Linked DNA regions of Homo sapiens: region 1 is linked to region 2. A link is an interaction called in ENCODE POLR2A ChIA-PET data of the cell type or tissue named here. Cell type or tissue: OCI-LY7. All regions are shown on one strand. Each heading gives the region's core, and the rest is flanking DNA. Links, peaks and the distances in the headings are about the cores only.

What was found. ChIA-PET counts read pairs that join two places held together with the same protein. Peaks named below come from ENCODE experiments on the same cell type or tissue, not always from the same donor. Only the 100,000 strongest peaks of a DNase experiment are listed, where the experiment ranks them.
Region 1: POLR2A ChIA-PET joins it to region 2 with 6 read pairs; 3 of 35 experiments call an interaction of 5 or more read pairs at or near these places.

The regions. Positions count from the first base shown.
Region 1 is chr6:70,723,369-70,726,182 of GRCh38, forward strand. All of the region lies in intron 1 of SMAP1 (small ArfGAP 1), which reads left to right. Among named protein-coding and RNA genes, the nearest start is that of SMAP1, 57 kb to the left of the region's middle. In OCI-LY7, for the core only: no CTCF peak of the experiment used is centred there; no DNase peak of the experiment used is centred there.
Region 2 is chr6:70,856,079-70,858,892 of GRCh38, forward strand. It overlaps SMAP1 (small ArfGAP 1), which reads left to right. Exons shown (of 11, transcript NM_001044305.3): 9 at 781-952; 10 at 1,844-2,151. B3GAT2 (beta-1,3-glucuronyltransferase 2) reads right to left here. Exons shown (of 4, transcript NM_080742.3): 4 at 601-2,814. Among named protein-coding and RNA genes, the nearest start is that of B3GAT2, 100 kb to the right of the region's middle. RefSeq lists a silencer at 1,425-1,574. In OCI-LY7, for the core only: no CTCF peak of the experiment used is centred there; DNase peaks (open chromatin) are centred at 1,493 and 1,873; H3K4me3 peaks cover 1,023 bases; H3K27ac peaks cover 1,652 bases.

The DNA of each region.
Region 1 (2,814 bases), core at 185-2,684, 130 kb before region 2:
ATATTGTTCTTCAAGGCCTTTGTGTTTATTGTTCCCTTTACCTTAATTGTGCTTATTGTTCCCTTTGCCTTGATTACTCTTTCCCCAGATAGCTGCATGGTTTGTTCCCCTAACTCCTTCAGATCACTGGTCAAATAGAACTTCCCTGACCAAATGATGACTACCTTTCCCTCCCCCTTTCTCACCTGTACTCCCTATCCATTTTCTCCATAAAATTCACCACACTGATACACTATTACTTTCACATGTTTGCTTATTGTATACTGCCTTCCATAGGAGTATAAGTTCCATGATGGCTGGAGTTTATCTGTTTAGTTTACTACTATATCCCCAGAGCCCTTAACAGTGTGTTGATGTAGTAGACTCTTGGTAAATCTTTGTGAGGTGAATGCATGTGCTGCTATTCTGAGTTTGAATGTGACAGATTATTTTTTTCCTAAAAAAATAGCAATTCCGAGGGAATTATTTAAATACTACAACTTAGGTGCTGTCTTTCTGAGTAGGGGAGCTTTAAAATAACTTATTTTAGAACTTTTCTTTCAAAGGTTTTATTTTCTATTATGTTATTGGTTTGCTTGGTTCTACACAATTTTCTTACCAAGTATATTGAAAAAAAAAGATTGCAATGAGTTAAATATCAATTCTTTTGTTTTTTAATAAAATGAAAATGTTTTCTTATTATTTAATGTCAGTCTTGTTTCAGACAAATTTTAGAAGAATTAACTATGTCCATTTTTATGGGTAATGTTTGTACTTGCTGGGGTATTTAAGGTTTTTTTTTTGTTGTTGTTGTTGTTTTTTTGTTTTTTTTCTTTTTTTAAGATAGGAAATGTTCCTTTTTTTTTGAAATGGAATTTCAATCATGTCACCCAGGCTGGAGTGCAGTGTTGTGATCTTGGCTCACTGCAACCTTTGCCTCCTGGGTTCAAGCAATTCTCCTGCCTCAGCCTCCCAAGTAGCTGGGACTACAGACGCCTGCCACATGCTCAGCTAATTTTTGTATTTTTAGTAGAGAAGGGGTTTCATCATGTTGGCCAGGCTGGTCTTGAACTCCTGACCTCAGGTGATCCGCCTGCCTCGGCCTCCCAGAGTGCTGGGATTACAGGCGTGAGCCACTGCACCCGGTCAAGATAGGAAATGTTCTGTGAACTTATTTTTTTGAGTGATCACAATCACTTGCCTTCCATTAATGCTTCATTTTAGGAAATGATTAATTAAATAGTATGTGGAAACTTTCTTCTAATCAGCAATAGTATGTGGAAACTTTCTTCTAAACTCTTTTGAAGTTTATAAAGGTTTTGCAGGAAGTCTAGTTGTAAAATGTTATACCTACATGTCATCTTTTAGCATTGCCGAGGCTTCTTTACAGGAAAACATGAACGTGACACAGATAACCACAGGTGACTAGGTCATAGCAAAATATGTTAGTAGCTTTAAGATTACTTAAAAAGGAATATTTTAAAGAACTTTTTTCTTAATAAAATATTATATAATGAAATATGTTTAATATTAAGAAACTCCCAAACATTCTATTGAGTGTATTTGCTAGGAGAAACCTTTTGGAAATGTAAAATAACTTTTGTCCAAATACTATTTATGAAACTTCTATTTAAACTTTTGGGTTGAAATGTGAAATCTTTTAAATATGGTAGTGTCTGAGTCAGTGGCTTCTTAGCTGGCATTTCTGTGTATTTGCTCAGACTCCATATCCTAAATTAACCAGTGTTTTTTTTTTTTTTTTTTTTTTTTTTTTTTTTTTTTTTTTTGAGACGGAGTCTCGCTCTGTCGCCCAGGCTGGAGTGCAGTGGCGTGATCTCGGCTCACTGCAAGCTCTGCCTCCCGGGTTCACATTATTCTCCTGCCTCAGTCTCCCGAGTAGCTGGGACTACAGGCGCCTGCTACCACACCCGGCTAATTTTTTGTATTTTTAGTAGAGACGGGGTTTCACCGTGTTAACCAGGATGGTCTTGATCTCCTGACCTCGTGATCTACCCGCCTCGGCCTCCCTAAGTGCTGGGATTACAGGCGTGAGGGAAAACTTGTTTTTATGGCTTGTTTCCTGGTTTTCCTGGTAGTTCACAAACATACCCGACCCATAGTATAGCTGACCATGAGCAGTGAAGGGCTAGTCAGTGCTCTTGCGTAAAGAACAAAGGGCCTGTGGTATGGAAAGAGAAGGGTTTGTTCCTTGTTTCCTGCCTGATCCTGGATAATATTTTGACATATGTAGTTTCTCTTTGAGATCTTTGAGTTTGGTGTGTGTCTCTTTCCCTGGGCATCCACTACTATGATGCTGCCTCAAGAATTAACGTTTACATCTCAGTTGATTTTGCCCTCCTCTTCTGTTCCTCCTTGGGCAAAATTCTCTACCCTTTGCAGTTTCCCTCTCCAACAAATAAAACCAAACCAAATCCAATTCTTACTTCTTTTTATCTTGGGTATTATGAGGAAAGAAATAAAGCAAACTTATAATAATTTTAGAAGGATTGATAGTTCTGGAGAGATGAATAGATAATTTGCATCTCTAAACCTATATCATTAGCCTCAACGGAAGTGACTTAGCATTTCGAAAAGCTGACAAAGTAGAGTAAAATCCCCCAGCCAGTATAAGGGAATTTCGTTTGGAATGATGGAATTACCATAGTAGGAGACACAGTATTCACAGTTGCATTTGGAGATTTGCCTCTGTCATGGTCTCAGCTGGCTCTCCATTTTTTCTTTATGTTTTGAGCCTAAATTTCTCAATCTTTAAAATGGAGTGGTAATATTACCTACTTTGCATATTTGTTAGGATTAAACCAGACAGTATATTTG
Region 2 (2,814 bases), core at 6-2,505:
CATAGAATTCTTTGAAACTCTCTTCATATTCAAAACAAGTCCATATAACATGTGAATGTGATTTAATGTTTAGTGACTACGGAGATGATTAAGGTTAGCAGTTGTGATTGTATAATAGTGTGTGCAAGATATGAGATTGAGAATATTTTATATTAAATATCTACATGTTTATTTGTATTTGTGTTCATTTGCCCCCTTGTCCAAAAGTGAAGGGCAGGATATGTTCAGACAATAGATGGTCAAAGTTTTGCTGTACCTTCATTTCTGGATAGATTAGAAGCAGTCTAATATTGTAGTTAAAACTGATTAGATGTATAAAAATCCTATGATACAGGTTTTGAAAAGATAAAACCTTTTAAGTAGCCATTGCAAATCCTCTTACAGTCTGTTGTAGTTGTAGAAATGTTCTTTATTCCAAAGGATACCAGTTTCTTGAAGCAGTAGTTGCTATGGAGTGGTGGTCCTCTCATCTCTAACTATTGTTGAGCCCCAGGATTTGATGAGCAAAAACTTGGTGTCACCTTAGGTAGTAAATGCAACTTACTGTGAAAATGCTTCAGTCTACCTACATTAACAGATTCAAATTAAGAAGTACTGTCTTGATTGTAGATGTTTTTATATGGGCTTGGGCTTGTAAGTGATCCTCTTGAATGGCACCATTTTACCTTCTACAATTGTTTGATTCCTATCTAATTTTATAACTTTATTTGGATTTTAAGTAATGGATAAGCTGCGCTTTACTATGCAGAATTTGATAGCTTATTTTGGTGTTTGTCTCAGGGGACACCCTCTGCACCAGCAGCTGCAACCCTGTCTACAGTAACATCTGGGGATCTAGATTTATTCACTGAGCAAACTACAAAATCAGAAGAAGTGGCAAAGAAACAACTTTCCAAAGACTCCATCTTATCTCTGTATGGCACAGGAACCATTCAACAGCAAAGTACTCCTGGTAATGAATTTTGATATCTGCTTTCAGTGACATTACTAGAAGTACATCCTTTGTAATTATATAATAAGATCAATTATATATCTTTTATTGTTCCATGTAGTGAGTGCTTTTGTTGTTGCAGTTTATACAACTATGAAGCCGAAATGAATGAGCATTAGAATTAAAAAATTAAGAGGCATGTACAGGATTCACAGAACTTTATTTGGAATTAACAAGCTGTTCATAGATCACTAAATGTTGTTTCACAAGCTTATAGAACATGGATTATCTTTGATGAATTATTGAAACGATTTGCATGAAGTTTATGACTGCGTACAGTGTATTTTCTCTGCAGGTAAACAGTCTTGAGTTACCACATGGATTAAAAAAAATCTATGAATTTTTTTGTAATCATAACAAAATATTAGCATAAGCCTTATTGTTTACAGAGTTTTAATCTTTCACACCATTTCCTTTAAAATAATGAGCTGCATTTCACATGTGAGCTAAAATTGTTGGGCAGCCCACTACACCTATTGAAGCGAGATATAGTCAGCTCTCACTTCCCTGTTTCGTACTGGGGGACCAGTGGTACAAATCAGCAATAAAACAGTGTATGATGTCATGCTACATAGTTTGGTCTTCACAGTGGAAGATATTTTGTGTGGCTGTTGCATATGATTTACATTTCTTAATTAAATTTACTCAGGTTAATAACTGATTTGTCTGCATCCTAGAAACAACCAGCTCTCAGGGTTTAGGTGTGGGTTGGTCTGAGTAGTAGGAGCAGCCAAACTGGAATTAAAATGTTTGCTGTGAGTAGTTCAGAAAGGCAATTTTTCTGTGATTATAGAGATGAGTGCAACTACACGTGATAGCTCTGTCTTCATTCATTTTCTTTTTGTGGTGCAGGTGTATTTATGGGACCCACAAATATACCATTTACCTCACAAGCACCAGCTGCATTTCAGGGCTTTCCATCGATGGGCGTGCCTGTGCCTGCAGCTCCTGGCCTTATAGGAAATGTGATGGGACAGAGTCCAAGCATGATGGTGGGCATGCCCATGCCCAATGGGTTTATGGGAAATGCACAAACTGGTGTGATGCCACTTCCTCAGAACGTTGTTGGCCCCCAAGGAGGAATGGTGGGACAAATGGGTGCACCCCAGAGTAAGTTTGGCCTGCCGCAAGCTCAGCAGCCCCAGTGGAGCCTCTCACAGGTAGGGGTCATTTACTTTCTAGCTTCTCCCAAATCAAACCAGATTTATTTTCTAAATCTTTTTTTTTTTTTTTTTTTTTTTTTTTTAAGTCTAGTGATCTGGCAGAAAGAATTCAATAGGGATAATATGTTATAGGGTCAAAAGTATCTATAAATATTATGAAGTTGTATCAGATAGACAAATGATGTGTTATTATCGCTATTTTAGAGTATTCTGTAAAAAAAAGGTTAAACATCTTTCATTTCAAATTGTAATGTAACTGTAACGTGAACACCACTAATGGCCAGAAATTATCTCAGGCATCATGAGACTCCCTCTCTGTCACCTCTGAGATTAGCACTAAGCTTTATCCAGCTTGCTGGTGGGACATTTTTACAGTCCACTTAGACAACTTAGCTTCACTAATAATTTTAGGATCTTTTATTAGAAAATAAAAATCTAGCCTCATATTCTCAAAGCACTATTTTATGAGGGATCTAAGGCTATTTTTCAGGTCGGATGATTACTGCCCCATGGCTCTGTAAAAATTCTTTTTGTTGAGAAACCTTTGTAAAGTTGTATTTTCTTTTTACATACCCTATAATGACTTTTATGTTTAAAAAGAGTACAAAAAGATTCAATTCCCATAAGGTGTGAACCAGACATCCCCTCATATTATAAAAT